Linked DNA regions of Mus musculus: regions 2 and 3 are each linked to region 1. The links are chromatin loops, found by intact Hi-C in ENCODE. Cell type or tissue: heart. All regions are shown on one strand. Each heading gives the region's core, and the rest is flanking DNA. Links, peaks and the distances in the headings are about the cores only.

Region 1 (6,913 bases), core at 628-5,627:
CAATGACTGACGCTGCTGTTTCACGGCAGTCAGAATCTGCTGAGTAACTTATTCTACCTAATAACTGCAGCTCATGGTAACTGAGAACTTGGGAAGTGCCAAGAATAGGGCTAGTATTTGCGGTGGTTTGGATAAGAATGGCTCATATACTTGCATGCTTAGTCACCAGGGAGTGGCACTCTTCCATAGGATTAGAAGGTATGGCTTTGTTGGAGGAAGTGTGGTATTGTGGGTGTGCCTTGGGGTTTCAAAAACCATGCCAGGTTCTGTCTCTCTCTCTCTCTCTCTCTCCCTGCTTCCCTCTGTGTGAGTGTGTGCTTGTGAAACAGAGTGTGACTCTCGGCTACTGCTTCAGCTCCATGTGTGCCACAATGCTTCCTGCCATGATGATAATGAACTAATCTCTCTGAAACTGTAAGCCAGACCCCAATTCAATACTTCCTTTTGTAAGAGTTGCCTTGGTCATGGTGTCTCTTCCCAGCAAAAGAACATTGACTAAGACAGTCTCATCAGTAGTACTAGCAAGTGCAGCTTATCTGTTGAGGAAACAGAGATTACTAGGGGTGAAATAAACAATAGAAAGACACAGGTCCAACACTGGTGGGACAGGATGTAGAGGAATTTTAATCCAGGAACATGGCTGCTCTAATCACATCCAAAGACCTAGGTCTGTGTGATCTATTGGAATTTAATGTCACATGCCTTTCATCCCCCTGGCTGGAATATAGACATGCCTTTACTACACACCATTAAGGTAAGGTTAGTTTATAGAAGGAAGCAGCCATGTTTGAAAGTGATTTCTAATCGAGGGGCAGACAAAGTGATGGATCAGAGAAGGACTTGGCAGAGTCAGAGAAGGGATATGCCCATTTCTCGTGAGAACAGACAGGAAAGAGCTAGCTCAAGAGGGGAGCATGGAAAAGAGGGGGAGAGAGGCAGTTTTTACGGGGACAGTTTTACAGAGACAGGTTCCAGATGAAGACAGAAGGAGCCAGAGAAGGATCCAGAAGATTAGAACAGATTGCCAGAGTTAGTTTGAGGCCAAGCAGAGCAATTTAGTGAGAAGCCAAGAGAAGCCAGATTGAATCAGTCATCTTGGAGGGGAGTTTGAGCCAGAGCAGTTGAGTTGAACCAGCCAGCCAGAGTTCAGAAAGGGCAAGCTTACTCATCAGCCAGCCTCTAAGATGACAATCACACCAGGGATGTACAAGTGACTGTTACAGCAGGGATTTGAGTTCTGGCACGTGATGCCTGGATCCGTTTGTAAGCCTGTCTTCACACAGCTTCAACACAGTAGTAGGAGCCCAGCAACCTCTGCATCACATAGGTAAAGCTTTCTATTCCAGTGACCATCGAATGGTCCTGTGAAAGAGATGCCCGTTCAGCTCCTATAACCTTCTGTTCAAGAATGACTCGCACTTTGCATACTCGGATTACCTAGAAAAATCCAGAACGTTAGAGAAAAGTGATGAACTAATCTGCCTAAGTTGATTTGAAAATGAGGGTAAAGAATGTGATTTTTTTCATGCTTTACATTTATATTTAAATCTGTGGCCAACTTTGAGTCTCTTTCTTTTTTCCTCTACTTCTCTTTCCTCATATTCCTGCCTCCTCTTTTGAGATAAGGTCTCCTTCTATAGCCAAGGCTGGCCAAGACCTCATTATGTTGCCAACATTGGCCTTGAAATCATGGTCATCCCCCTGCCTCAGTCTCCCAAGTTCTAAGATTAGAGTCATTAACTAGCACAGGGGAGTTCTTTATTTTGGAAGAAGACACAATCCCACACAGTTCTTAGAAATACGTATATTGTTTGCAGATGTGTAACCCATCACAGGATGGTCCAGTGGTCAAGGAAGAAGACGACTGTCTAACTAGAGCCATTACTGGAGTTGTTGGGAGAACTCACTGTTGGGATAATATTGTGCACCGTGTAAACACCGTCTTTGTATTATTCAAATGCTGATCTCTCTGTTGGCAGAGGGCCAAGTACAAGCTGACTTTGGTGTCGTTATTAATATGGCTGCATCATATTTTGTAAACCCACCCTCTCTCACCTTCTGACTGGTTTATCAAAAAGCTGACGGCCTGTAACAAAAACAGGAAATAGAAGGTGGGACTTCCTGGAAGAGAGGGGAACTCTGGGAGAGAGTCAGGCCCGGGAGGATTCATCAAGAAGATGGAGAAGAAGCTGCAGGCCTGGAAGGAAGGAGAGGTAGCTAACCAGTTACATGGTGAGACTTAGATTAGCATAAACGGAATAGTTGAGCTCCGAGCCAGCTGGAAACAAACCTAACTTCAGGCCTAGGCATTCATAAATAAATATATGTCTCTGTGTCATTATTTGGAAGCTGGCAGTCCCAAAGCAAGTCCTGTTACAAGTGCTGTTGGAGATAGTGTGTGTGTGTGTGTGTGTGTGTGTGTGTGTGTGTGTGTGTGACTATGTATATCAAACTTCCTGAATTTTTTAGTCTTACCCTCCCAGACCTGCCCAAACCTCCTTTGAGTTGATAAGGACAAATATTGTCCGATGCTGATGTTATTTTGAGTTTTATAGAAAGTCCTGCCTAACAATTTGAACTAGGCTGTGCGTGTTTCCATTTGGTTGCTAGGCTGCATTCTGGGTCACTTCCCAGCAGCCTAGGTGACAGCTCTTCATGGGACACCTGAATAGCTGTAAGGTGATGAACTGTGAGATATCACATGATACACAGCCTTTAAAATAGGCAGTGTGACATAATGCACCCGCTGTGACCCAGGTTGTGGTGGAAAGTATCTGGAAGAGGAAAAATGAGATTCCGATGGCTGAAAGATAGCCAGTTTAGAATCTAGGCAGGGGTAGGGAAGACGAAGGCCAAGGAAGCTTTCTACACTCCCACCCGTCCCCCAGGGACAGTTCTGAAGCCCTACACTGTCCTGTAATGTGCCACAGACAGAAGCAATACAAGAGAAATGGAACTAGGGCTTGCTAAAGACATCAGAGCCCCAGGAAATCTCCTGGCCGAGAAGTTGGACAGATCTCTTGACACTTATTCTTTGTTTCCAGAATCTTCCACGTCTATCTCAAAAGTTTCATTGATCACCTTGCCCTTCTTTTCCAGATAATAGTACAGGCTTTCCCCGCCCGAGATCAGGCCAGCAATTTGGCTGCCCCGCGTCTTTCCAAATTGACTGCGTGGGAAACGCAATTTACTTCCTCCTCCAACAGTAGGTGGCAGCACTAACCTTGTTCATTAGGTTCCCGCATCTGTAAAAGCAAGCCGAATTTGCTCAGTGGCAACAGTTTAAGGTCAGGCCTTATTTAAAATGTAAAGAAGATAGGCAAGTAGGCAAGTAACTTAAAAACCCGACTAATCACTTAGCAATTAAGAGACTGGAGACACTGCCCACATTTACACTCATTGAAATGTGAAGCAGAAACCTGACTCATTTTTATTATTTTTTCTTCTTCACTGGAGTCTCAGGCAAAGCTGGCAGCCAGTAGAGCATTTCTGAAGAAAATAAGTGCTTGAAGTCAGATATGAGAATTTGTATTTTATTATGTGAAATTTACATCTCAAGCCCCCGACAGCTCAACATTTTGAAATCACACTTATTTACTTGTGCATGGGGGTGGGGGAGGGGACTCATGGGGGGGGGGAGGTCAGAGAACAACTTTCAGAAAGGGGTTCTCTTTTAACAGATTTCCCTTTTTAAGAGCAGCCTTAGGTCAAGAGCAAAATTGAGAGAAAAGTGCAGAGAGAAGCCCATGTGTCCTCTGGACATCTCCAAACTACAACCATCCACACAGAGTTTCTGCCTGCTGCTGGTGCTCAACATGACTAGTTAATCAGCTTCACACGTCCGTAGTTTACCTTGGTCTTCACCTGGAACTGTACGTTCTGGGAGTTTGGAACTAGAGCTAAAGCGGTGTTTTCTCCTATGCTGCGTACAGAGTACCACCACTGTCCTATATGTCTCCACTCACTCCCCACCCACTCCCTCCAACCTCTCCACTACTGAATGTTCTGCCTTCTCTGTAACTTGGTCCTGCCACTGGTGGGGGGGGGGGTCTTACAGTGTTTCTTGTTATGTGATTGGTTGTTTCCCTCGTCAAAGAACCTCTAAGTTTCCCCCACTTGCTTCCTTGTCAAGACGGTTCATTTTCCTCACTGCCGAGTACAAGCCCTTGTCTGGATGGGCCACAATCTACTCTCCCACTGACCTGAAGGATGCTTGGTTCCTTCCAAGTTCTGGATCAGATATAAAGCTGCTATCAGCATCTGTGGGTGGGCATATGTTCCCGGGTCATTTGAGTACATGTAAAAGCCTGGTTACTGTAACGTGGTGGTGTGTTTAGTTTTGTTGGAAGCTACCAAACCATCTCCATAGTTCATGGCGTTTCAGGGCCCCAGCAATAGGTGAGACCTGCTGCTCTCACCTCTAGAATTGGGTATTGGGGTTGGTCAGGGCTGCAGAGGACCCTGGTTCAAATCCCAGCACCCATTCATTTTCTTATGGGTGACATTTAAGAGTCCTTAGCAGAGTCGTGTCAATAAGATAAACACCTCTAGTGCTCACCCCCTTCCACAAGGATAGCCAAAGAGAAGAATAAACTACCACATTCCGACAAAACAACTAAAGAGAGTATGGCGTACATCAGGGGACTGGACATCGGCACCTTGGACATTGGGACCCTGCACACTGACAGGGTGGTCATTATGGACTCTCTGTAGAACTCATGGGTGGTTGGCCCAGCACAGAAAACTACCTGGATTCTATGAGCCCCAGTGTCCCCAAAGGAGGACTTGGTGGCTGTGCCCTGCTTTCCATGGACAGTGTGGTGTCTCTGAGGTGACATCTTGGAACCAGAACTGCTGTTAATGCGCTGTCCTCTGGAGACAGGAACCATGGCATACCTCCACCACTGAGAATTTGCCACCATGGGTGCACCCCCACCTGGAGGGGGCAGTATTCTTACCACAAACCACTACTTCACCATCTTGCTGGGACTAAGCTTCACAGTCACTGCCCCGTCCCTTCCCAGACTCTGTCATTTCTTCCTGCCTTAGATACAATAGTGCCCAGCAGTGACAGTCTCCGAATGTAATAGTGGACTTACTCACTTCTGTGTAATTCTGCCACCATTGCTTGCCTAGCTTAGCATTCTATCGTTAGGCAACTACACATAAATTGTTACATATTCTTCATGAACTGACCCCCTGTCATTTCTCAGTGCTGCCTTCGTCCCTAATTAATATGGAGCTGTAGAGCACATTTGAAAATTTATCTCCACTTACTCTTTCTCTGGCTTTCTTTATATCCAAGTGTATTACTTGTGTGCTTTTCTTTCCTTCCTTCCTTCCTTCTTTCTTTCTTTCTTTCTTTCTCTTTCTTTCTTCCTTTCTCTCCTTTTTCCCTTGGCTTTTGAGATAAGATCTCTCTACACAGCCCTGGCTGTCCTGGAACTCACTGTGTAGACAAAGATCACCCCAAATTCAGAGAGATTCCCCTGCCTCTGCCTCCCAAGTGCCGAAGTTAAAGGTGTGTGCCGCCATGCCTGGTGATTCTTCTTCTTCCTCTTCGTCTTTAAAGATTTATTTATTATTATTATACATAAGTTCACTGTAGCTGACTTCAGACACACCAGAAGAGAGCATCAGATCTCATTATGGGTGGTTGTGAGCCACCATGTGGTTGCTGGGATTTGAACTCAGGACCTTCGGAAGAGCAGTCAGTGCCCTTACCCGCTGAGTCATCTCACCAGCCCCCAATTTTCCTTCTTCTTCTTCTTCTTCTTCTTCTTCTTCTTCTTCTTCTTCTTCTTCTTCTTCTTCTTCTTCTTCTTCTTCTTCTTCTTCTTCTTCTTCTTCTTCTTTTTCCGAGACAGGGTTTCTCTGTGTAGCCCTGGCTGTCCTGGAACTCACTCTGTAGACCAGGCTGGCCTCGAACTCAGAAATCCGCCTGCCTCTGCCTCCCAAGTGCTGGGATTAAAGGCGTGGGCAACCACGCCCGGCGATTTTCCTTCTTCTTAAACAACTGATTTTGAACATTTCTTGGAAGGTGAGCTCACTAGACAGCATGCCCCTCACTATTTGTCTGAGAAAGTCTTCATTTTTCCCTGGTTTTGAGTGATGGATTTACAAGGTACTTGATTCTAGGCTGATAAAGCCTTTTCCCTCAATGGCCCACGGTATTCTTGCTTCCAAGATTTCTAGAAGCAATACGTAATTTTTACCTTTGTTCTCTTTTGTAGAAGAGACAGTGGGCCACCTCTATGTAAATGCTGGGGGCGGGGGGGGGGCACACAGCTGTAAAAACATCTCCTGCAGGAGGACCTAATTGAGGACTGTCTGAGGGACCCAGGATTGCTGGTGCAGACAAAGCCAGACAACTGGAAACTGCTATTTAGAAGAGATGCTTTTTTGGGACCAATGGGGCATGGGTGGAGGGTATTAAAGGAGCTTGCAGCAGTGCTCAGATGAGCTTGCTGTAGCATTTCTCACCTGTTCCCAGAGTCTGTGTCGTTAACTCTGTGCCACCTCACCCCCAAACCCCAAGGGCAGGTAGGGTCTGGCAAGCGAGTAGTCCAAGGTTCAGGCAGCACCCTTATAGGGAAGCTCTGTACTTTCATGTCTGATATTAACTTTGTGGAAATTCTTAGTAACCCTAGTAATTGTTTCAGGCTTTGTTTATGTGTGCCCTTTTGGTATTGCTGTGGCTTCTACCTGTTGCAGGATTTTCCCTGTCCAATCACATTAGGGCAGTGGGAGGCCTGTGATTGGACAGGGAAAGAAAGGTGGAGCTAAGAGTTGCAAAGAGAGGGAGCATGGCAGAGTGGTGGGGAACCAAGATGGCTGCAGACGTATACCCTTATGATGTTTTCCAGCCACAAGTAACTATGATTTCATAAGGTTAGAAATATTGGGATAAAGC
Region 2 (6,913 bases), core at 811-5,810, 180 kb after region 1:
AAACTTATTGATCTAGGCTTCATTACTTTATAACTAATGTGAAGGGGAAGGAAACAAAGAACAGGAACGGAATAGACTATACAAGCTTGTGGAGATTAACAGGTCGGTTGTTGTCTGATATGTTCAGAGAGAACTGCACTAGGCTACGAAAACCGGAAATGTCACCTTGCCCTTTGAAATGTTTTAAAGAAGCCAAAGTAGAGTTAAAGTATTAATCCGCTTAACAAATGCCGAACAGGTGAGTGAGAGAACAAGGAAGCCTTAGGAGAGTGGGGGCAAGCCAAGGGCTCAGAACAAAAGCCCAGTATCTTCAGTGACCCATTAATGTCCCAGTCTGCATCCTTATCTTAGAGGCCATGTAACTGTGGGAGGCAATTTCTATACACAGGTGACCTTCTCTTTAGGTCTGGTGCTCTTGGAGGTAGAAAGGGCAGAGACAGGAAATGCCAACACCCCAGGAATGATGAGGGAGCTAGAGGCTGACAGCGCCAGAGTTAGGAAAGTCTGCCTGACAGAAGCTGGTAACTCAGTTGTTGTGGTTTCTTACTGATTGTAACTTAGGGAAAAACCTCATCATTGCAATGATTCATGGATTGAGTCATTTAAAAATATGTGGAAAAATGTATACAGACGGTTTGTGACAAATTTAGAAAGGTTAACAGACCACGTGTAGAGATAGATAGATAGATAGATAGATAGATAGATAGATACATACATACATACATACATACATACATACATACATAGAAAGATAGATACATAGAAAGATACATAGATAGATACATAGTTGGATAGATATATAGATACATAGAAACATAGGTAGATACATAAATACATAGTTGGATAAATAGATACATAGTTAAATACATACATAGAAACATAGAGATATATAGATATATAGTTGGATAGATATATAGTTGGATAGATAGTTAGTTAGTTAGATAGATAGATAGATAGATAGATAGATAGATAGATGATACATACATAGGTTCATAGATAGGTACATAATACATAGATAAGTAAGAGATACATTGACATAGTTCATATATTCATATACATGACAGAGGGAGTCTCTGGATACTTACAAACATATTTTTGTCCTCCTAGGGAAGAGAAAGAATAGTTGAAGACTAAAACAGGCTGTGGTAGGGTTGCCAAGCTTCAAAGAAAACAGAAGGGTTGGGCAATGCCAGTGCACTAAGATAACCTTATTAGGGCCCTTGGGAAGACTACTAGAATAAAACTACCTGAAGTGCAAAATTAAAGTGTTACTCTCCTTTGATCGTTATTGGCTCTTGTTAATGGCCAGGCATCTCAACTCTTCTTGCTTTAATTCACCCTTAACTTCTTTTTTTTCTCTCTTATACCATACTGTATGTATGTTTATACAAAACCTTATTCACATTTACCATACCATGTGACCTCAGCACACTCGTACTACTGGGTGTGTCATCCATCGGTCCCTACTGGATGCCGTCACTAAGAACACATGTTGGGCAATACCGCCCCACCTTGTCTGATGGTTTGATGGTTTGGGCTTTGCAAGTCCAAACCTAAAGAATCCAAACACTACCCATGAGATTCTTCTTCCAGAACACGGACATTTGACTAAATACGTTTGGGAAAGGGGTGGGATTCATACTGTTGTTTTAAATTAGCACTCACCGGTAAGATTGTGAACTTTTCCTAAACTGGTCTATTGACACAAATGATTTGTAAACTATTGCTATTGTTTACCAGAATTAAAAACACACAGCATTTCCATTTCTGCGCTGTATATGTACTATTAGGTAGGATGCAGAAGGAGATACACCCAAGTCAGCTCATCACAGCGCTCTGGAAAATACATGAACATGCAAACCAAGTTCAACTGCCCATTGACTAGATAGTGGATTCATAAAATGATAACAGTAAATAAAAAAATTCCGTGTAGCAATGAGAATGAACCCACTGTGTTTCATATGACAAACATACGTCTTATAACATAATGCTGAACATCAGAAGTGCCCAACAAGAAATGCACATTGAATCATTTCATTCACATAAATGCCATGGAGAGACAAGCTAGTTGATAAATATTAATCCACCGTGATATATCAAGGGCAGTGCTGGCAAGAGACCCAAGGCAGTGCCCAGGAGGAAGCACACAGGGTTTCTTGGGTATTTTACTAGATTTTCCTTTTCTTAAAAAAAAAATGCTGGGCAGTAATTTGATGGGTATTTGCCTTCGGACAGCTCAATGACCTGTAAAATTGTATAGAGTGTTTTGTGTTCTCAAAACAACATTTTAAAGACATAACGGGGCCAGTGAGATGGCTCAATGGGTACTGATGACCAAACCCAATGGCCTCATTCCATCCCCAGACTTACATCGTGGAAAGGGAAAAATCAAGTCCTGTAGATTGCCCTCTGATCCCCTGCACACACACCATGGTGCATACCTACCCACACACATAAATAAATATGGGAATATAAAAATAGGAAAGAAGCCAAGAATCAGCGTGATGTTTCTTATGCACAGAGAGGGTGTCATATAGAAATGTCCCAATATTTCAAGGTTAAAATTCAACTCTAAAGAGTCAGACTTGGAATGAAAAAGTTTCAGAGATAACTTAAGCCGGTGGTTCTCAACCTCTGTGTTTCGCAATGAAAATATTATGCCTGGGGTCACCACAACATGAGGAACTGTGTTGAAAGGTCTCAGTATTAGGAAGGTTGTAAACCACTGGCTTAGGCTTATATACTTCCGTTTATGTGTGTACAAGGGACATTTAAGGATAGTCTAAGTCAGTTTTTAAGAGATCTGTTAGTAAATGCACATTTAAAATGCTAACCATCAAGAAGGCAGAGCGACATAACTTAATTGGCAGGCTCGGTCTTAGTTGTAAGTAAAGTTATAGCATGTTTTACAATAAATGCCTTCGTAGATTAGATGCTACATAATGCTATTAAAGATGTTCTTTGTAAGTCAAACATATCTAACCAGAGGGTTTTGGTTGCGGTGGCACTGAGGAGTTGGCTCAAGCACGCAGATTTATCTGCCTCTGAGTCCCTATGATGTTTCAAAGCTCGGCAATCCTTTACTTGTAACTAAGCAAAGGTGACAGATAAAGGTGACAGATAAACGAAAAAGCCAAACAAAGGAGCGTAGAGTTGGCCTGGAGAGAGAGCTGTGCCCGTCTTTGCAAGCTCGCCCGTGGCCGTTGTTCATCAGGGCTCTACCTGCGTGGGCTAATTACGAGCACTGGTTATGACAGTCGGCGGCGCAGCAGCTGTAGCTTCCGTCTCCCACGGTGTTTCTGTGTTATCCGTGTGCTTGTGCTCCTGCACTGCCACGCCACGAGACGCCAAGCCAAGGAGAGTCCTCTCTAGCACCCAACAAATGTTAAAACTGGAATAGTCGGTCACCGAAGTCCCTGAAGGACACACCCTCATACTGTGAGCACCAGATTTAGTTGTGGATGCAGGACGGCTCAGCTTGCCTTACCAAAGATGCCAAGGAGCCTCAGGACCTCCCAATCTCAGTCCACATTCATTGACTGCTTTCTACAAACACTGAGCTGAAATATTTTTTCCCAGGGCTGCGGTTCTGGCGCCCTGTTCTTTGTCTTCCACGGATACTCGGCTTGCAGCTGCCTCAGCTCCGTTTGACCCCCGCAAGCACTTCCGGACATCTCCAGCAGGTGGCTCAGCTACGCTCGGTAACTTGTCCATTCTCAGTGATTACTAAGGCAGTCTCCTGCCTCCTACCCTATGTGCGCTTCATCAGCCAAGGGCACCCTCACCGGCACTGTCCTCTGATCGATCCGACCCTCTGGGGTTTCCAGGCTTCTCTAGAGAAAAGGAGCCTTGTCTCTTTTGAGACTATGTCTGTTAAAGTCCTATTCAGTCCAAACTGTTGGCACGCTAATGTCTCAGAGCTGAAAGCGATCTCTTTCGGGCTTTAGTCTGCCCCACCACCACACTGCACCTGTTTAGTCATCTATCCTATGGGGACTATGACTTTCCCCTTTGTCTCAATCGAGCCTCTGAAACCTCCCCTCTCCCCAGCTTTGGAACTCTGCAAGCAAAAGTTTCCTTGGTGTCACCAAACTGTCTCCTCAGTCAGTCGTACAAATGTCTCCTACAAATGCCCTGGATGGGGTGCTTGATTTTAAACCTGACATTTCAACTTGGATGGTTTGTGTGAAGTCTCAAAATGTCCATGAGCATTTCAAGGTTAGGTAGTTTGCTGGTGGCCTAGCCTATGAATGCCTGGCTACTGTAGGGAAGTCAGGACTGGCCCTAGAGTGGAGCAGGCTCGGTGGTACTTCCCTGGTCCACCAAAAGCAGGAGGGCAGGACTGTGGGCTTGCTCAGCCACTTTGGAAGTAACATTATCCAGTTAGCTCCGGTTTTGCGCCACCTTCTGTGTCTAGGCTTTCCCAGCACAAGCCTACTCACGAGGTGGTTGCTAGTTTTTCTTCTTAAGCCAAACCATTAATGTTTATCAGACCGATATTTTAAATTACTGCATCTGCCTTTATGCCTGGCTCTCCTGGGAGCCTTCACAAGCCTACAGAGCTCAGCGGGCATGCCCGGGCTTGTGCAGATTTCACGAGTGTTTACACTAAGGAAAATGCTGTCCTGGGTGAAAGACAGGCACAGCAGGTGACCTCTCTCCTTGGCTTTTTATGAAGAGTCGTGTCCCTTAACTATTAAATTTAAAAGGCATCATTTTGTGTTGGAAATCCATTAAATAGTGGAGGACACCATGGGTGTGAGAGAAACCATACAAAGAGGGCAGTTTATTTGATGCACACGGGGTCATCTTATGAGAATGAAGGTTTTTTGTTCCTTGTTTTGTTTTTTTTTTGTTTGTTTGTTTGGTTTTTTTTTTTTGGGAGATGCATATATTTTCAGGTAAATCTCTGCTCTGGGCAATTTCTCACGGAGGAGACATGTAATGAATAAAACAGTAGCGTTTATGTGGTTTTGAAATTGCTCAGACAAGCAGTTATTTATTTACTTTGTGAGTTAAACACCTGCTTCTGGATTGAGGCAGGCAGGGGCTTCCCTGAGGGGACTCGGGGGTCTTGGGGTGGGGCGGCTAGGAATGAGCCTTCCTTCTAATGCTGCTCGGCATTCTAGGACAACTGATCACAGCTCGCTTCAGTGGGTGAGGGCCAGAAAGCAAATTACACAAATCTGTCCGCTAAACCCATTAAGTCCAGAAATTAAATAAGAATTAGGCTCGGTAAATAGAGAAAGGAGGGCTTACTTTAAGTTGATTGAATCTTCTAGCAAGGCATAGTCAAGTCAGCTGACCCTCTAAGCCCCCTCTACTGGCAACTGTCAGAACTGTGTGGCTTGAAAAAACAGATTTTGAAGTGGCCTTGCTGGGGTGTTCGTTATGTGTTGTTATTTTGAGAATTCAAATCTTTCCCTTTTAATTTCAGCCATAGTTTTTGCATGATTATCTTGATCTCATAATTTCTGCTTAGGTTCTGGAAAGGGAATGAATAATTCATCTCTGACTTACAATTCTTGAAACTAATTATTGGGGGGAGGGGGAAAGATAAGAATTTTAAAGAGATTGCCCAGGAGTAGGCTAATAAGTCACTTAGGTTTCTGCTCTGTTTTGTTTTGATAATTTGGCCTGCTCAGTTAACTAACATTCATTGGTTCTTTAATCCCGACAATATTCACCCGAGGAAATCAAACAGCTTTTACATGCATGTCTCTGGTCCAATATGTACTTCCCTTCCCTTCCCTTCCCTTCTTCCCTTCCCTTCCCTTCCCTTCCCTTCCCTTCCCTTCCCTTCCCTTCTTCCCTTCTTCCCTTCTTCCCTTCTTCCCTTCCCTTCCCTTCCCTTCCCTTCCCTTCCCTTCCCTTCTTCCCTTCCCTTCCCTTCCCTTCCCTTCTTCCCTTCCCTTCTTCCCTTCCCTTCTTCCCTTCCCTTCCCCTCCCTTCCCTTCCCTTCCCTTCTTCCCTTCTTCCCTTCTTCCCTTCTTCCCTTCCCTTCCCTTCCCTTCCCTTCCCTTCCCTTCCCTTCCCTTCCCTTCCCTTCCCTTTCCTTCCCTTCCCTTCTTCCCTTCCCTTCCCTTCCCTTCTTCCCTTCCCTTCTTCCCTTCCCTTCTTCCCTTCCCTTCTTCCCTTCCCTTCCCTTCCCTTCCCTTCCCTTCCCTTCCCTTCCCTTCCCTTCCCTTCCCTTCCCTTCCCTTCCCTTCCCTTCCCTTCCCTTCCCTTCCCTTCCTCAGCCTCTGCCTCTGGATTTCCCAACCGCCCCTGTACCTGCTGCCCATTGCTCCCCCCCCATACCTGCCCATTGCTCTCCCCCAACCCCTGTACCTGCCCATTGCCCTCGGGGGAGACTCTGCATTTCTTTCCCGCCCAGGCCAGCCAGCACCACTTGCTTCTGAGTCTACAGTTTAGCATCTTACCTAATTGTCTTAGTGAGTAAGCGAAGTCTTGATACCAGGCCATAAACAGTTTGCCAACCAGCTACCTTCTTGGGGCACTGGAGATAACTTCGTGAGCATGGTGTATGTTTCGGAGGCTTGGAGAACGCTCCATTTTCAAACAGCCCATGGCCTGCAGTTGCCATACCAGACCTGTGAGGACTGTGAGAACTGACCGAGTCAGCTTCACTGCAGCACCCAGCTCCGAGGGCCTCTGGCATTTCCTTGGCTTCGTGTAGCAGGGTGCAGCCAGCCTCTTCTGCTTCATGTGACCCAGAGGACACAAACAAGGCCATTCATTGAAAAGCCCAAACCTCAGTGTGGCTTTCCTCCCCACACCAGCATGCCTGGCAGGTTGTCTTCTCGGAGACTCTTCTCAATCTCTCTCCTGCCACTACAAATACCCCAACTTTGAAAGTTAGCTAGGAGAAGGTTGGGGGGAAAGGGAGCAAGGATGGGGGACAGGGGCTCCT
Region 3 (6,913 bases), core at 1,217-6,216, 53 kb before region 1:
TTGTTGTTATTTTTTGAGACAGGATTTCTCTGTGTAGCCCTGGATGTCCTGGAACTTGCTCTGTAGATCAGGCTGACCTTGAACTCATAGAGATCCACCTGTCTCTGCCTCTGCCTCCCTTGTGCTGGGATTAATACAGCTAGAAAAGTATGAAAGAGGCCACAGTAGAGTTCAAGGTATTCAAAGAGGCCTGTGGGGGAGGGGGAGGAGAGATGTTGGCAATGCTGAGTGTCACTGCAGATGTTTAGATAAAATGATAGCCTAGCTGGAGAGCCACCGCATGACCATGGCCAAGCTCAGGGTCGTGTCAGGCAGCAAATTGAGATGATCTAGAGAGAAATAGGTTGCAGAATGTGGAGGCGAAGTGCAGGACCAATCTGGATGGATGGATAGACAGATGGACAGATGGAAGCTTGAGTGGGCTGTGTCCAGCCGTGGCATCTGCTGTACCCTTTGTTGGTCTTGTGTTTTTAGTTAGCCCTGGGCCTAGTTTTTGTTGTTTTCAAGTGTTTTTAGTACACTCATGTGCTCACATGTTCCCAGTCTACTTTGGTGTCGTCTATGTGGAAACATTTTACTGCTAGGAATACACTCCTCTTCATTCTGAGCCTTGTGAGTGATGCTGGATGAAGGGTGGCTTCTAGGTAGATGCACAATGAGGTGCATCCCGCCTTTGCATCTGCACTCAAAATGGAGCCAGATGCTGTTTTAGAAAATGGACTCTCTCAGGTCAAGGTACAGCAAGAAAGCTAACGTTATACACACTAGGGAGTGACTTACAGCAGGGCACAGACTGAAGGAATGTTTAAAAACTAGGAACAGTGGAAGGAGGGAAAAGGATACAGTGGTGGAAGGGGGAGGCAGGGGAATGGGAGGAAGGGGCAGGATGTGTGTGTGTGTGTGTGTGTGTGTGTGTGTGTGTGTGTGTGTGTATTTGTGTTATTTGTAACCCTGTGTGGGACGATTTATATAGGTCTTGGGCCCCAAGTGGAAGACAAATACTTCATCTTTGGCTGCAACAGAACTTTCATTGCTTAAGAAGCCAATAACCAGTGAAAATTGCTCTCTTAGAGACAACTGATGGAGTTAGGTGACAGAAGAGATAGTTTGAAAAACTCACTTAAATTCAAGTTTGGGGACTCTTGACTCTGCTCAGAGATTTCTCTTTCTTATAAGGTCTAAACAGATCAAAAGATAGACGTATCTTGTCAGTTTCCCCAACTCCTAATTATGTGTCTTTCTTTCCTCGTAGCTTTGTCTAACCTCAAGAATGATAAGTGTTGAAACAAGTAATTGATCACCCTCTAAAAGCATCTCTGACTTCCGCGCACTGTAGCATAGTGTCACAGCCCTGGCACAGGCAGTGAGGGGTGTGCTGGAGCTGGTTAAGGAGCCAGTCATGACAGCAAACATGTGTGTCTAACTCTGTTCAGTGACCTTGAGGGGACACACTGACTTGGACACAGGAGGAGGAAGCATTACACATACATTGACCAGTCAGAGTTGCCCTGCTCCCTCAGAGTTGCCCCTCCCCTACACGATTTTACTTACCAGCATGCCATTGATTGCACATCAAGGATCCTTTGGCTCCCCCCACCCGCACCTCGCCTCCCCATGTTCTCTAAGTGTTTTCGGGTGGCAGTATTGGACAACGAGGTTTGGACCACTGGAGAAGTCAAATGGTTTTGAATGTTGCATCAATACAAAAAAAAAAAATCGGTGCGATCGTATAAAACTGCTTATCTTTACAATTTTTGATTTACAAAAACGGCCATACTGTATATCTCATATATAGTCTGATCTAATAAAGAAGTTCAAGTTAACAGGAAAACGTAATATCAGCAACTCCTGGAAATAGACCTCTCTGTCACAGGGAGGAACCCAGAGTCAGCATCCGTTGAGAGACCCCTGTCCTTCCGCAGCTGACCTTTGCTCTCATGCTCTCTGAGTCAGGGTCACAAATGTCCGATGTGCTCTCCAGAGATGGGACCTTTGACCTGGGCAAAACAGTAGGAAAGACAAAGGGTTTATTCTTTGCTTTTATCCATGTTAACCAGGAGGCAAACTTTCTGCTTGTTTGTTTTTTGTTGTTTGGTTTTAGGGTTTTTTGTTTGTTTTGATTTTTTTATTGTTGTTGTTGTTTTTGCATATCTTCACCCAAGAATACTGGATGGGCTTAGTCCAGAGACAATCCATCCCTGGCCCCAGGGTTGGCGTCTGCTTGGCCAGGGAGGAAGAGACTTGAGCAGCTGGCTACTTGCAAGGATTTGATCTTCAGAATACTTTCAACAAACTCTACCCAATTATTCTCTGGTTGCAATGTATCAATGCATTCTGGGCTATTTATGATCTTTTAAGCCAGTGGCTTAGCATGGTGCTGAGCTAGTATGTAGCTTAGAAAAGCATGCAGTACAAATGAACACACTTTATAAATTGTACATGATAACAACAGAGAACTTTATCCTTGAGGTCTCAACCTTCAAACTTGGGCCATTGTATGGCACAGCGCTCGTGTCAGGTAAAATTACTAACCTGATATCTTGGTCTAACGGACATTGGTAACGGACATTGGTTAAAACTGCTGTACGGTAATGCATGTTATAAGACATTCTGGATGTTGGTCATTGGGAGGAAACCTGAAGGAGTAAATATGCCCGAATGGTGATATCTACATCCTTTAAAAACCCTGGCAAAGCATGTATCTACCTCAGCATTTAAAGATCATGTTTCCCCAGTGATTGTAAGCCTGGCTTCTGCCACATCAGCAGGTCAGCCATTACTGACCCAATCGATAGCATGTCCAGGTTAACTGCTGTGGATGCTCTGCCCACCTGATGGCTTCATTGCTGCAACTAGGAAAAGTCCGCTTGGCTCCCCGGCTCCTGAGTGCGTGTCATTGAGAATCACACACAGTGTGTGCATCCGGTACATGGCTTTAAGGTACTTTCGGCCACATCTGTGAACAGGGCCTTCGGAATCAGACACTTAGGTCTTACTCAGGAGTGGGTCTTACTTAACTCCAGACACTTCACTTGTCAAAGGCTCTCTGCCAGTTTGCTGACAAGATCAAAGGGGGCAAAGCATCAGAGTGTTTCCCCTCCCCCATATTAAGAATGTGAGTGACAGGTTCTGGTCTCCCTTTCTCAGCGTCTACTTAAAGGCAAGTCTCCTGCAACAATTGCATACGTGACAATGGTTCCTTCATAATCATGATTGCAACATCTGTCATGGTAAGAGTGACACAGTGTCTGCTCTGTGTCTGGGCGAGCATGCGGCCACCCATTCTTATGCCCGTTCTCCATATTATCTTTACATGGCCGCTGCGCACGATTTTGTGGTTTTGTCCTCGCATACAGCCGCTGTGCCTTCCCTCATACACTGTCTGTGAAAGACCACGGAGCTGCGGAAGGAAGCCCCTCCCCCTTTACGTAGCGATGGAAAAGCAGGGCTCTGAAGGCCAGTCTATAACTAAGCAGCACAAATGGCTCTCATTTATCTCTGTCTTTATTGAGTATTCAGTACTAAACGTCAATATATAGGAGCGTGTGAAAATAGGTATAGATCCGCAAAGGGTCAATTAAAGTGACAAACGCACCGTCCTTCACACCCTGCTCCTTGACAAATACAAGATCATCACTTTTAACTTTAACTTTAAGCAAGCAGAAAGCTCAGAGACACACCTTGGTTCTTTAGCATAGAGCATATCTATTTAAAGAGTAGATCTGTGGGGACCTAAAAGTATCCTTTCAGATCAAGAATAAAGCTAACTATAATTTACGTGTAGTGTCAAACACATTTTACCGTATTTAGGCTTTAGGTAAACTGCTGGTGTGCAGGTGATTTGTGCCTTCTGTATGATCACCCAACGAATACGTTGACTTGTTCTGATCTTTCATTCTTCAATTATATTGACTAAGTAAGGATTTCTGTGGCTCGCTGGTAAATTTTTGGATGATTCCACATTTTGCCATTGTCTGTGTTATACAACAGTCTGATCCCCATGTCCTTCCAAAGAGAGCTCATTGGATCGTTGAAAGCCTCTTCTACCCCAACAAAGCCTAAGGAAAAAATAAAAAATAAAAAAAATAAAAAAAATAAAAAATTAAATCATGCAACATACCCACTAGATGGCGCACTAACAACAGTGATTCTCCAGCATGGGGGGACCAAAAATCAAATTTTTGAAATCTACAGAAAATTAAAACAGTAGATAGAGTGAATGTACTATTATGTTGTTTTTAAATTATTTTTTTAAATGTGGCTTATGCGTACAAGTGTGTGTGTATGTGTGTTTTTATGTGTTCTAAACTCAGAAGTTCTTCCTGTTTGCTCCACAAACATTTTAAGGACGAAGCCCCTACATCTCTATTACGGAGCAAGTGCAAGTGTCGGAAGGTTGACTGTGGAGCCTGCAAGATTATGGCTCAGAAGGAGAAGGCACTCATCTCCAAACCGGACAACCCGAATTCAATGCTCAGAACCCACAAGCCAGAAGGAGGGAAGCAACCTTGCAAGTTGTCCTCTGACTTGCACACGTGCGCTATATCACACACACACACACACACACACACACACACACACACACACACACACACTAAATAAAAGAATTAAAGACTAAAGTTGACTGCAGATGTGAATTTCTATGAAGCAAATTTCCTTTTCCCGTTGATCCCTATTATAAAGTCAAAGATTCCTCCCCGCTTGGCCCCCTAAAAATAGGGAATGTTGATCAAGATGTAATAAATTGTCATGGAGAACAGTGACAAATCTTTTGTATTGACTTATTTGAAAGGAAATTGTATTTTTTTTGACATGTTAAAAAAGGTGTCAAAATGTCACCCTCGAGTGCTGTGTGGTGAAGATTAATTTATGGTTGGTGCAATGTCATACAGGCCTAGAGAAGTAAATGACATTTTCTCTGCACTGAATAGATGGGTGATAATCACTGAGTTGCCGACTGTTGTGCCAAAATGAGTCCCAGCAGTCATGGCGGCAGGGGTGGGGTAGGGGGTGGGGTGAGGGATCAGGGGGTGTGCCGGGGAATTTAGAGACAGATGGTAAGGGTCAGAAGAAAGGAGAAGAATCAAGAACTTCACAGGCAGGAATGAACATGGATGGCAGTCCACCATCCCCAGCAATGTTCTGAAAGTCCACCACAGCAGTCGCACACTGACTGACGGGAACTGGAAAGGCTGTGAGGGTTTCATGAAGAGTCCTTAGTGACGCCACGGCTCCTTTTTAAAATCATGAATTTCCTTATTAGGAAGGCACGTGGGACTGATGCTTCTTTCAAGGTCTAATTCATGGCTAACTCAAAGTAAAATTCTTAACTAGTAGGCACGAATCTTCCTCTAATAGCTACCTGCCTTTGTCTACCTATTTTCCTCTCCCAGAGACGTGATTTCTAACTACGACAAGCCTGCTCGCTGTCCTGGGTGTGGTTCATTTCTTTCTCCCTTTGTACTTTGCTATAGCAAAGATGGCAGACTGTCTTTCTGACAACACACACAAATCTCAACCTGTTTTTCTAAGCCCAGCCCTCCCTTACAACCAGATGGGGCTCTGAGTAATTCTTGTCAGTGGAATGTGACTTGAAGTAATGGCACGCTCTCTGGGCTTTCGCCCTTTGCAGCTGCAGGGGCATCCTGGATGATCTTAGAGGCCCCATAGAGAAAGTCCTAGAGACTCCCACTTTAGAGTTTCAAATGACAGTATGGGTAAGGGTCTTCCTCCATCTCCACCCCTCTTTTGCCATGCAGCCAGAAAGCCTTGTTTTGGATTTTATGTGAGTGAGAAATGAACTTTTATTTTGCTAAGACCTGGGCTTCAGTTTGCCTCCAGTTTCAGACCAATCATCTGCACCCCACATCCCAAGGAACTGGCTGGGCACCAGGAGGAGCTCGCGGCTTTTGATAGGGTTGAAGGAAGGCAGCGGGCAAGCGAGGTTAAAGGGGGACTCCATGTGAGGCTGACACAACCCATAAACCCGTGAGGGAACGGGTTAGGTTTCATAAACGAAGTTTGATACAAAAGATTTTTTTCAAAGCTTTGTGTGAAGAGCTTTTGGGGCTGCCTTCTAGGAATTTGGCAGGAATTTTGACATCGGGATAGCACAAGGAAGTAGGCTCAAGATGAATCCTGCTGAGGTCTATGTCCTTTTATCTGGATGGGTCTTGTTAAGACTCTGAGTACAGTAATCGTGGGACCTTTGTTTATGCCTTGCTTGTTCCTTAGCTACTCTGTTTATGTCTTAGGACTGACTATATTTTTTGTATGTACCTAGAATGGTATAAAATCAGACTGGAATAAAATAAAATAAAATATAAAAAAAATAAAATAAACCCACTTCAGCCTCAGCGTGGTTGGAGCCATGTTATAGCGTTGTCTAATTGGCTTTTTCTTTTCAATCCTCACTCCCTCCCTGGAGACCCAGTTGACTGACTGAGCTGGCTTGGTCAGGTTTGTTTTTATTTTCGTGTGTAAGTCTGTTTACACTGTGTGTGTGCCCTTTGGGGGCCTGGAGGGTGTTAGATTCCCTGGAGTAGTGGGTGCTGGGAACCAAACTCTTATTATCTGGCAGAACATTGAGCACTCTTGAACATGGAGCCATCTCTCCAGACTGCAAATTTGGGGTTTTACACGCATCCACACCAGATGAAAATTTCAAACCGTATTTAAAATTTTTTCTTCCTTTCTACTCTCAGGTTTCCATGTCAGCCCCCTATACCTCCAGATCTGTTTTAGATTTTGCATTGTGTTCCAGTGTACATCTGCTTAAAACACATTTCCTTCTATAAATATGATTCTAAAAGTAGATTCTTCAAACTCAGGAGAGATTATATTTGAAAGAAGCAGGGATTTGGGTCTTTCTGGAGTCCCCGTATCTTCCAGGCTCCCTTTGTGTCCAACGTGG

Evidence for each region. A loop is a pair of places that touch in the nucleus more often than their neighbours do. Peaks named below come from ENCODE experiments on the same cell type or tissue, not always from the same donor. Only the 100,000 strongest peaks of a DNase experiment are listed, where the experiment ranks them.
Region 2: a loop joins it to region 1, with 2.8 times the contacts of the local background. A loop is called at or near these places in 22 of 42 quality-filtered maps.
Region 3: it touches region 1 in a loop (5-fold over the local background); 7 of 42 quality-filtered maps call a loop at or near these places.

What each region holds. Positions count from the first base shown.
Region 1 is chr15:97,131,773-97,138,685 of GRCm38, reverse strand. No RefSeq gene overlaps it. Among named protein-coding and RNA genes, the nearest start is that of Gm33149, 27 kb to the left of the region's middle. In heart, for the core only: a CTCF peak has its summit at 3,208 (motif pointing right); no DNase peak of the experiment used is centred there; H3K27ac peaks cover 1,220 bases.
Region 2 is chr15:96,950,363-96,957,275 of GRCm38, reverse strand. No RefSeq gene overlaps it. Among named protein-coding and RNA genes, the nearest start is that of Gm32840, 90 kb to the left of the region's middle. In heart, for the core only: CTCF peaks have their summits at 3,666 (motif pointing right) and 5,325 (motif pointing left); no DNase peak of the experiment used is centred there; H3K4me3 peaks cover 960 bases; H3K27ac peaks cover 890 bases.
Region 3 is chr15:97,185,253-97,192,165 of GRCm38, reverse strand. Gm33253 (a long non-coding RNA gene) reads right to left here. Exons shown (of 4, transcript XR_003951518.1): 3 at 3,802-4,058; 4 at 1,628-1,997. It overlaps Gm33205 (a long non-coding RNA gene), which reads left to right. Exons shown (of 4, transcript XR_875636.1): 4 at 4,348-4,751. Among named protein-coding and RNA genes, the nearest start is that of Gm33253, 5.7 kb to the right of the region's middle. In heart, for the core only: CTCF peaks have their summits at 4,153 (motif pointing right) and 5,888; no DNase peak of the experiment used is centred there; H3K27ac peaks cover 247 bases.